Regions from separate parts of the Homo sapiens genome. Here region 2 is linked to region 1. The links are chromatin loops, found by intact Hi-C in ENCODE. Cell type or tissue: OCI-LY7. All regions are shown on one strand. Each heading gives the region's core, and the rest is flanking DNA. Links, peaks and the distances in the headings are about the cores only.

What was found. Peaks named below come from ENCODE experiments on the same cell type or tissue, not always from the same donor. Only the 100,000 strongest peaks of a DNase experiment are listed, where the experiment ranks them.
Region 2: it touches region 1 in a loop (10-fold over the local background); 31 of 110 quality-filtered maps call a loop at or near these places.

What each region holds. Positions count from the first base shown.
Region 1 is chr9:112,072,345-112,077,720 of GRCh38, reverse strand. The region is part of intron 12 of SUSD1 (sushi domain containing 1); the gene reads left to right. Among named protein-coding and RNA genes, the nearest start is that of LINC02977, 35 kb to the right of the region's middle. RefSeq lists enhancers at 531-630, 3,836-4,005. In OCI-LY7, for the core only: CTCF peaks have their summits at 2,570 and 2,783 (motif pointing right); a DNase peak (open chromatin) is centred at 2,790.
Region 2 is chr9:111,825,801-111,831,176 of GRCh38, reverse strand. No RefSeq gene overlaps it. Among named protein-coding and RNA genes, the nearest start is that of SHOC1, 34 kb to the right of the region's middle. In OCI-LY7, for the core only: CTCF peaks have their summits at 2,576 and 2,778 (motif pointing left); no DNase peak of the experiment used is centred there.

The DNA.
Region 1 (5,376 bases), core at 237-5,236:
TCAGCCTGGCTGACGTGGTGAAACCCCACCTCTACTAAGAATACAAAAATTAGCTGGGTGTGGTGTCAGGTGCCTGTAATCCCAGCTACTCGGGAGGCTGAGGCAGGAGAATTGCTTGAACCCAGGAGGTGGAGGTTGTGTTGATCTGAGATCGCACTCCAGCCTAGGCAACAAGAGCAAAACTCCATCTCAAAAAAAAAAAAAAAAAAAAAAAAAAAAAAGTAGATTACTATCAGGGGACAATGATTGTAGTCCTCCGGCTATAGGGCCCCAGTAAATTCACTTTCCACTCATTTTCTCCTCCCTCTTCACATCTGTGACCCCCACTTCACACATGCTCTGAGCAAATACTAAGCATATTAGCTTCTTGATTCTTATTTCACTGAGAAATTAGAAGTAGTCAGGTGAGGACTTCCCACGCTCAGCCCTGCCGTTCCTCCTTGCATCCTGTTCTGCCTCCCTTCCTGTCCCTGCTCGTGTGTAAGGCTGCCATCCCCTCAACTTGTGCCTTAGATCCCATCCCTTCTTCCCTGATCAGCACTTCCCCTCAATACAGAATTATCCCCAGCATTGCCTAGCATGTTGCAACATCCTCCTTGTGAACGAAAAGAAAGAAAAAATGAGCAGACCTTCTTTGAGCCCATATTTGTCTTCAGCTACTTTGCCTTCTCTCTGCCCCTTTCTATAAAAACTCCTTGAAAGAAATGGCTGTTCTGTAGGCTCCACAGCCCTACCTCCTGTTCTCACTTTCACTCATCCCACGTGGGAAACATACGTCTTCATTGCTTTACTGAAAGGCTCTTCGTTTGATCTCCGTCTTGCCAAATCCAATGGCCAGTTTTGTTCTTATCTGATTTCTTCGATAGCGTTGACACTCCCTCCCTCTTGAAACCCCCTCTCCCTTAGTTTTGGTTCCTTCTGCCTTGCTGTCCCCTCTCAGTCTTCTTTGCTAGCTCCATCTACTTTTATGACCCCTCTTCAGCCTCCTTTTCTTCATTATCTACCCTTTCTGCTTAGGTGATCTCAACCAGTCTTATGGCTATAACTATTACCTATATGCAGAGGATTTCCAAAGATCAATTTCTAGTCCCAGCCTCTCCTTTGAGCACCAGACTCCTATATCCACCCAACTTCTACACATGTCCTATTGAACATCTAATACGCAAATCAAACGGAACTTGTGATTTCTCACCTCTGCCCTCGCCCCCAAATCGGTTTCCACCCAGGCTTCTCTGTTTCTATCTGTTACTTTCTGTCTGTTATTGGAATTTCTGTTCACCCAATTGTTCAGACCAAAAACAAGTCCTAATTGGTTCTATCCCATCCCCAAATTTCTAATCTGTCAACAAGCCCTGTTGGCTTGCTGTCTGAAATATATTCTGAATTCCACCACTTCTCCCCACCTGTGCCTTTTCCACAACTACCCTAATCCAAGACAGCCACCTCTTGCTTGGATTCCTGCTGTAGTTTTCAAACTGGTTTTCTCTTGCCTATATACCTCCCACCCTGGACCTTAGTCTTAGTCTTCACCATAACTTTCAAAAGATCACTCAGCACTCAGAGTGATCTTTTAAAAATGCATTTGGGAACATGTCAGCACCAGCTCAAAACTCTCCAGTGAGTTTCCATTAAAGTTAGAATGGAATCCAAGTTCCTCATCATAGGACATGTCATCTGGCCCCTGCCTACTTCTAATTCATCTCCCCCTGCTCTCCTCCTTTCCCATTAAGCATCAGCTGTCTCCCTGGCCTTCTTGCAGTTCCTTCAATGGGTCAAAGTTTTTCCAGCCTCCAGACTTTTCCATCTGCAGTTCACACTTCCTGGGACACTGTCAACATATGGCTTCTCCATAGTTGTTCAGGTGCCTGCTCAACTGCCATCACCAGCCTCCACGCTAGTACTCTGTATCTACTTACCCTGCTTCAATTTCTTCATAGAGCTTCATATTAATAAAAAATATTAATTATTAGTTTTTAGAGATAGGGTCTCACTCTGTCACCCAGGCTGGAGTGCAGTGGTGCAATCATAACTCACTGCAGCCTTGAGCCCCTGGGCTGTAGCAATCCTTCTGCCTCAGCCTGCTGAGTAGCTGGGACTATAGGCGCTCACCACCATGCCTGGCTAATTACAAAAGGGATTTTTTTGTTTTTATTTTTTGTAGAGATGAGGGTCTCCCTATGTTGCCTAGGCTGGTCTTGAACTTCTGGCCTCAAGTGATCCTCCCATCTCACCTCCCAAAGTGCTGAGATTATAGGCATGAGTCTCTGTGCCCAGCCTAGAGCTTGTTTTCTAAAAACTTATTTTTTTTTTATTTTCTTTCTCTCCCACTAAAATAGGAGCTTCCTGAAGACAGTGATTTTTGTCTGTATGTTTTACATTCAACCCTCAGTGGGTAAGAATGGTACTGATAGATAGCATAACAGCCCAAAATTTTAAAATAACAGCCAGTGGGTGGTATTGGTGTTGAGGAGATGTCTGGTTAGGCAATGAATTCTGGCTACCAGAAAGAATTCCCCACATTTTGGGCTGGAGAGACAAGTGGTGTTCAGTCTGGGCATTTCTTTCTGTGGTGACTTATTAAAATGAATAGCGACTCCATCTCCATTTCCTACTCTGTGGTCTTTCTCATATTTGGATGCTGTGCTTTTCTGGTTTGAAGGACCGTTGCATATTTTTTTGAGTAAAGGGGAGGGGGTTTCATCTTGATGAGACACTTACTCCTTGTTTGGTAGGCTGAATAGAGCTTTAGTGGCTCAAGTTCCCTCTCTCTGTGCTCATGGCCACCAGGGGACATTGTTGAGCTGTTTAATGTTCATTGAGATGCCTATTTTCCAACTCTACCCACTTTAAAGGACTCGTAATTTTAAAGAAGCATAAAAAAATCAAGTTGCTTTGATCTTATGAAAGAGTTAAAAAAAAAAAAAAACCAACCCCTTTCTTTTATAAAAGGAGGAAAAAAGAGAAGCTTATGTGTTGATGTGCAGAGATACTCGTGGTTTCCTAAGAAGTGTGTGGCCTTATTTCGGTAAAATCATGAACTTTTGAATTTTGGCAGATGTGTTAGGCTAAGGATTTGGGTCTGGACAATGTAGCTGCTCATTTCCCAGAAGGAAAGAGAGTGGAATTTCCCTTCTGAGTGTCTTACGTTAAATCTTACTGATGGGAACAGGATGAAAACAAGTGCTTTAAATACATCGCTGACCTCAGAGGACAGTGAAGGTTCTAGGAATGTTGAGGGACAGAGGCAAGTGTTTCGGTGAATGCAGGAAAGCAGGGGCTGGCGAGGGGGTGGGTGAGATGGAGCTGTGGCCTCACGGTGTTTCTGACTCTTGGCTGATAGGCTGCAGACGGCACATTGAACTGAATTCTTCAGGATAGCCCCACGGCACGCATCCCCTTTAGGACAGGGTGAGGAACAAACTTTCATCCTTGATGCAGGCCCCAAAGAGTCAGAAGAGCATCCACATGTTGAGTGTGCTATTTTCTTTTTCTTTTTTTTTGTTTTGAGACAGAATTTCGCTCTGTCACCCAGGCTGGAGTGCAGTGGCGTGATCTGAGCTCACTGCAACCTCCACCTCCTGAGTTCAAGTGATTCTTATGTCTCAGCCTCCCAAGTAGCTGGGATTACAGGTGTGTGCCACCACGCTTGGCTAATTTTATATGTTTAGTAGAGATGGGGTTTCACCATGTTGGCCAGGCTGATCTTGAACTCCTGGCCTTAAGTGATCCGCCCACTTCGGCCTCCCAAAGTGCTGGGATCACAGGTGTGAGCCACTGCACTGGCCTCCTTCCCTTCCTTTCCCTTTCCCTTTCTTTTTTTGAGACAGTCTTGCTCTGTTGCCCAGGCTTGCTCTGTTGCTTACGCAGTGGTGTGATCTCGACTCACTGCAACCTCTGCCTCCCAGGTTCAAGCGATTCTCATGCCCCGACCTCCCAAGTAGCGGGAATTACAGGCACACATCACCAGCCCCGTCTAATTTTAAAAATATATTTTTAGTAGAGATGAGGTTTTGCCATGTTGTCCAGGCTGGTCTCAAACTCCTGACCTCAAGTGATCTGCCTGCCCTTAGCCTCTCAAAGTGCTGGGATTACAGGCATGAGCCACTGTCCAGCTGAGTATGCTATTTTCTTGCTAAGTCTAAAAGCTTTGTAGGCAACATTTTCTTATATAGAGAGAGAAAGAGGAAACCAGAGAGAGGAGGATGGGGGTGGGTGGGGGCGGGGTGGGGAAGAGAGAGAAAGAGAGAGAGAGAGAGTGAGCGTGAGAAAGCCAATACATACGTAAATGTGGAGATAAACCAGACCACTTGTCTTACACAACATGGTGATCATTTGAGATGGAATGTTTATTATGGAACCAAGCATGCTGGAGGAGCAAAGGGAAGAAAAGATGAAAAGGAAATTATTTATTCCCATGTCTTCAGTACCAAGGCTGGCAACTTCTTCAAGAAATTTCCCATCTCTCATTGTATTCATAACAAGAAAAAGGAAAGTACTTTTTCAGACGGTTAGGAAAACAACAGAAAACACAGGAGTGTCCCAGGCATTTATCAGATTGTCACTTTATCAGAGAGGTCCAGCCAGGACTGCCCTGATCCTCCCTGCCCCTGCCTCTGACACCGCCCTCCACAATGGGATGTCCTCAGGGAAGACTGTGCAGGACTAGGTCTCTTGGTTTCTTTTACCGAGGCTTCTCTTTCATGGTTGGTTACCCACAAACCATCCAAGGATGCTGTACCCCTGTGTCCTCAGTGAGAAACCCATCTCCCCTGGCTGGTTCCAAGGTACCACACTTATCCCTGGGGGCCCCCCTGGCTCCAAGGGGGCTGAAGCTGTACCACAGGTCAGCAGAGGGACTGGCCTTCATGCCAGCTGTTTTCCTTTCCAAGTCTTCCGTGGACACAGGCTCTTTTGATATCTGGAGCCCTAACATTAGGTCACGCTAGGAGAGGCATGTTTGCCCTTCCATGCTTCCACAGTCCACGTATTTCTCTCATTCCCAGAAATCTCCCAACTGCTTTCTAGCTTCAAAACAAACCCCAAGCCCCCAAGTAAATGGCTGTGTGGGGATGGGTGTCTCCCAGACCCTCTTGCTACCAGCATCTGAATCTCAGCCAAAGTTAGCTTTTATAAAACGTGCATGAGAAGGTATTCTTAGATCAGAAGCCTGGAAACTAGGGTTTCTGTGTGTGTTGGGAGAGGGGGAGGGGCTTGCTGAGCTGTAACAATTTAATTTAGCAAATATTTATTTATTTACTTGTATTTGTTAAAAATGAGATGGGTTGGCCAGGCACGGTGGCTCATGCCTGTAATCCCATCCCAGCACTTTTGGAAGCTGAGGTGGGTGAGTTCGAGACCAGCCTGGCCAACATGGTG
Region 2 (5,376 bases), core at 304-5,303, 250 kb after region 1:
CAGAGTTAGGATCACAACCACAAGTGGGACCTGGCTCTTTTTTCCAGGCAGGTTTTTTAGGAGACAATGAGGCTGGTCTTGGGAAATCAGCATTTCTATGCCTCATCTCCTAAATTCCTAGAGTTGAAGTCTAGTTGGCTCTTTCCGGGGAATGCTCTAGAAGCTTCCCATATGAAAATGTTAGGATGAAGCACACACATTGACATTTAGGAGATATGTTTATTTGGGAAATAAAAATCAATACGACTGGCCTGGTGTGGTGGCTCATGCCTGTAATCCCAGCACTTTGGGAGGCTGAGGTGGGCGGATCACCTGAGGTCAGGAGTTTGAGACTAGCCTGACCAACATGGTGAAACTCTGTCTCTACTAAAAATACAAAAAATTAGCCAGCGTGTTGGCGCGTGCCTGTAATCCCAGCTACTTGGGAGGCTGAGGCAGGAGAATCGCTTGAACCCAGGAGGTGGAGGTTGCAGTGACCAAAGGTCGCACCACTGCACTCCAGCCTGGGCAACAAAAGTGAAACTCTGTCTCAAAAATAAAAAAAAAAATCAATAAGACTAATGTAAAGAGTGATTGGGTAGAAAACAGAAGAACCATCGTGAAGTCTGGATCACAAGTTAGAAATGTGTCAGGACTTTCAAATGCATATCCAGAAAAATCCTGGCCCCAGGGTGTTTCAAAGTAGGGAACCTGATGTGGATGGTGATGTCCACTCTGTACCTTGCCCTGTAAAACTTGGGTCTCTCTGCAGTGGGTTTCCACTCTGATTTGTAAACTTCCTGACCTTCCCATCAGAGAATTACAATCAGAGAACACAGGTCTGCTTCCTAGAACAAACAGTACCTCTGTGGAAATAAGAAAAAGGTGCCCTGTGCTCTGGGTCCTTAGCCTCATAGCTCAGCGAGCAGAGCAGGTGCTAGGTTTCTGCCCTGACTTACCTTCTCCAGGCATCTCTTTGCATGGCCGAACTTGCACAACCACACGAGGCATCAACCCTTTCTATTCCTCCTTCCAAGAACTCAGAGGAAGCAGTGGAATCTTTCCATCTGTCACACTTATGATTGCCCACAGAATCCCACCAACCAAATCAGGTATGGCTACAGGAGAGGGAGTTACTCAAGCAGATGCAACTCTTATGAGAATTGCTCAGTTTTTTGTTTTTTTTTTTGAAACAGAGTCGCACTCTGTCGCCCAGGCTAGAGTGCAGTGGTGCGATCTCGGTTTACTGCAACCTCCACCTCTTGTGTTCAAGAGATTCTCCTGCTTCAGCCTCCCAAGCAGCTGGGATTACAGGCATGTGCCACCATGCCCAGCTAATTTTTTGTATTTTTAGTAGAGGTGGAGTTTCACCATGTTGGCCAGGCTGGTCTTGAACTCCTGGCCTCAAGTGATCTGCCCACCTCGGCCTCCCAAAGTGCTGGGATTGCAGGCGTGAGCCATCGCGCTTAGCCGAATTGCTCAGTTTCAAATGGAGTTTGTTCCACTTGTTTCTAGGATAGAGTCTGAAAAAACCCCACCTCATCTCCTGATGTTAGCATCTTTCAGACTTTCCTAAATTTAAAGTTGGCATAGGATTCTTGACACCTTCTTATTGGAAGAGCGTCTGGCACACATAGCTCAAAGGATGTCTGGTGAGTGAAGGGAAGATAAGGAGAAGAAGGGAGGAAGACAGGGAGGGAGGGAAGGAGGGAGGGAGCAGCAGGGATGGTGAATCCTCTGTGACAAAGATCAAGTCTATGCGATGAGGTATATGGAACTTCAGCGTCTGCCTTGGGCCAGGCAGCATTCAGACAGCTGATGTGTGATTAATTGGGCTAAGTGGTATGTCTATGTAGCAATGATTTTCATATGTCTCTCCCCACAATCCCTGTCTGCAGGTCTGCAATTGTCAGACAATGCTTTAGTGGACGTGCTTGGCACCTGAGAGATACGAACACATCATTTAATAATATGCTTTCCGTGCATGATGCTTGACTAGTGAGCATTTATAATTCACTGAAAGGTAGGTTCTTCCCAAATACATGTGTTATTCTCAACCACAGCATCCGACAATGAGTGGAGAAAATTCCTAGAGTCAGGGTTACCAAATCCGGTGATGAAGGACAGAATGATCTGCTGAGAGAGTAGAGAGAAGAAACTCTCGAGAGCAAGTGGAGCCATGTCAAGAACAGGGCCAGCCTTCAGGGAAGTTGGCAGTGGCATTACCGACATGCCATTCTGGGGCAATCAGGGTGTTCACTCTTCACAAAGCTTCAGTGCTTTGGGTTGTGGGGTGATGCAATGGGTTGCTGTTTATCATTGGCACTCTCATAATTATTATCTGCAATAACACCGCCAACGTCATTAAAAATTTGTTGGGTTTCTTCCCTGTAAAATTGTCAACAGGATCTTTGGGCTTAGGCTCCAAAAGGCTGGCTCTTCTTAAAAATCCTTGCAGAGAGAGCCTTAAAAGCTTAATAACATATCAATTCAGCATTTAAAGATTAAAGTAGGTATGTTTTAATAGACCTTTTGAATAAAAAAAATAAAATTCATGCCTCAAATTTGAAAGGTACCAAAGTGTGTACTGAGATAAGTAAGTCCTCCTTTTACCCTGTCACCTAGACTTCCAACTTCCTTCCAAAAGGTATTCACTCCTTATGGAAAATTGTATCTGAAAGGAAGAGAAGGGTTCTAGCTGAATAATCAGAACCTCAGTCAAAATCTTTGCAAGGCTACCCATCCTTTTCTGGCCAGGCTTCTTTATATTCAGGAAGAAATACTAATAATTGTTGATTGCTGCCCCCAGCAGGAAAGCAGAAATTCAGATATGCCATTCAAGGCACGAAGGACTACAATACCAATGACCTCAGTGTTAGTGGATGTGAGAATTTATGGTTGTTAATCGACAATGGTAGAACCAAAATTCCGGTGTCAAAGCTAATGCCAAGAAAAGTCACAGAAACCCCACGGAGATACAGCTCCTCTCAAGACACACACACTCAGTGGCTCTGGTTTACATCCCCAGTAATTTGTTCAGGCTGCATGGTTTTTTTGTTTTTGTTTTTGATTTTTCTTTTTAAATAAATCTTTTGACACAGGATCTGGCTCTGTCACCTAGGCTGGAGTGCAGTGGTGAGATCTTGCTCACTGTAACCTCTGCCTCCCGGGCTCAAACCATCCTCTCACCTCAGACTTCCAAGTAGCTGGAGCTACAGGCATGCAACGCCATGCCCGGCTAATTTTTTGTATTTTTAGTAGAGCCAGGGTTTTGCCATTTTGCCCAGGCTGGTCTTGAACTCTTGAAGTCAAGCAATCCTCCTGCCTCGGCCTCCCAAAGTGTTGGGATTACAGGCATGAGCCACAGTGCTCGGGCTTAAACTTCCAATTTCTCATTCCATCAACTTTTGACGGGGCCTCTTGACTCCTACTCTATATAAGAATATTAACTCTTGTACACTATATTAATTCTTGTACTTTCTTCCTCCTTCCATGTGCCATTAATCTCTAATGTCCACATACTTTTATTTTTACTTTGTCAAGTTGATAACATATTCATTCTGCCTGCCAAGACATCCTTGGTTTTTCCCTGAGATGACTCTAAAAGTTGCAAACCAAACAACATTTCCATTAGTATGACCATGTAAATATTGTCCAATGCTGGGCCAGGTAGCATATTAGGACTACATTTTCTTCTTCAATGTCATTATGCCTAGACTATATAAAAGAAATTGTTCCTAACATCAAGGTCAGATGGCATCTATTTTCTTACACTATCAGCCAATTAAAATTATGCCACATTTTAGTTTGTTTGCCTTAAATAATATTTGTCTTATATTAATATTGCTACCCCAGCTTTTGCAGGGGTAACAGTTAAAGTACCTGTCTCTTTTCATCCTTTTATTTCTAACTTTTCTCGGTGTTTTTTGTTGTTTTTTTGAGACAGAGTTTTGCTCTGTCGCCCAGGCTACAGTGCAGTAGCACGATCTCGGCTCACTGCAACCTCTGCCTCCCGGGTTCAAGCAATTCTCCTGCCTCAGCCTCCCGAGTAGTTGGGATTACAGGCGCCTGCCACCATGCCCAGATAATTTTTGTATTTTTAGTAGAGACAGGGTTTCGCCATGTCGACCAGGCTGGTCTTGAACTCCTGACCTCAGGTGATCTGCCCACCGCGGCCTCCAAAAGTGCTGGGATTACAGGCATGAACCACCACACCTGGCCTGGGTAGTTTTGTTTTAGATGTGTATCCCAGACATACAGAGCTAGAATTTTTACAAACTCAATTTGGTAATTTTGTTTTTATATAGGGGAATTTAATTCGTTTATATATTTTGTGATTGATATATTTTAACCTAATTCTACCACCTAATTTGTGTTTTCTGTTTACTATAATTTTTCTTTTCTTCTTTTTTTCCTACTTGATAAAATTTCTGGTATTTCTCTTTTTTTCCCTTAATTAAGTAATTATTGTAGTTTTTTATTTTTTTTTTTCCGAGATGTTGTCTCCCTCTGTTGCCAGGCTGGAGTGCAGTGGCACCATCTCGGCTCACTGCAACCTCCGCCTCCTGGGTTCAAGTGATCTTCCTGCCTCAGCCTTCCAAGTAGCTGGGACTACAGGTGGGTGCCACTACGCACAGCTAATTTTTTTGTGTTTTTAGTAGAGATGGGGTTTTACCATGTTGGCCAGGATGGTCTCGATCTCTCGACCTTGTGATCTGCCTGCCTTGGCCTCCCAAAGTGCTGGGATTATAGGCGTGAGCCACTGTGCCTGGCTGATATTTCTATTTTTAAATTAAACTTGTATATACATCATGAGTTATACATATTTCTTATTAGTTTATAATAATTCAGTATTTGTATTATGCTCTTAACCGAAACACAGGTCTTAGGATGCTTAACAACCCATTAAATACTAGCTCTGTCTTCTTACTGTAATTTAGAGGTATAGCTTTAATTCTATTTTTTCTTTTCTTTCTTTTCTCCCCCTAAAATTACTGGGCTTCGATCTATGTGAAAAGACACAGAAATTAGTATTTTTAAAACAGGAAATAAACTTACTGACATTTTATTTATTGTTTCTTGTATTCCATGTCTTCTTTCTGTGTTCTTTTTTTTTTCTTGCTAAAGGACATCTTTAATGGATCTTCTTTTTATTTTTTTATTTTATTTTATTTTTTTTTTTTTTTTGAGACAGGGTATTGCTTTGTTACCCAGGTTAGAGTGCAGGAGCACAATCACTGCTCATTGCAACTTCTGCCTCCCAGGCACAAGCAATCATCAGCCTCTCAAATAGCTGGGACTACAGGCCTATGCCACCACACCCAGCTAATGTTCTAATTTTTTGTTGAGATGGGGTTTTACCATGTTGCCCAAGCTGGTCTTGAACTCCTGGACTCA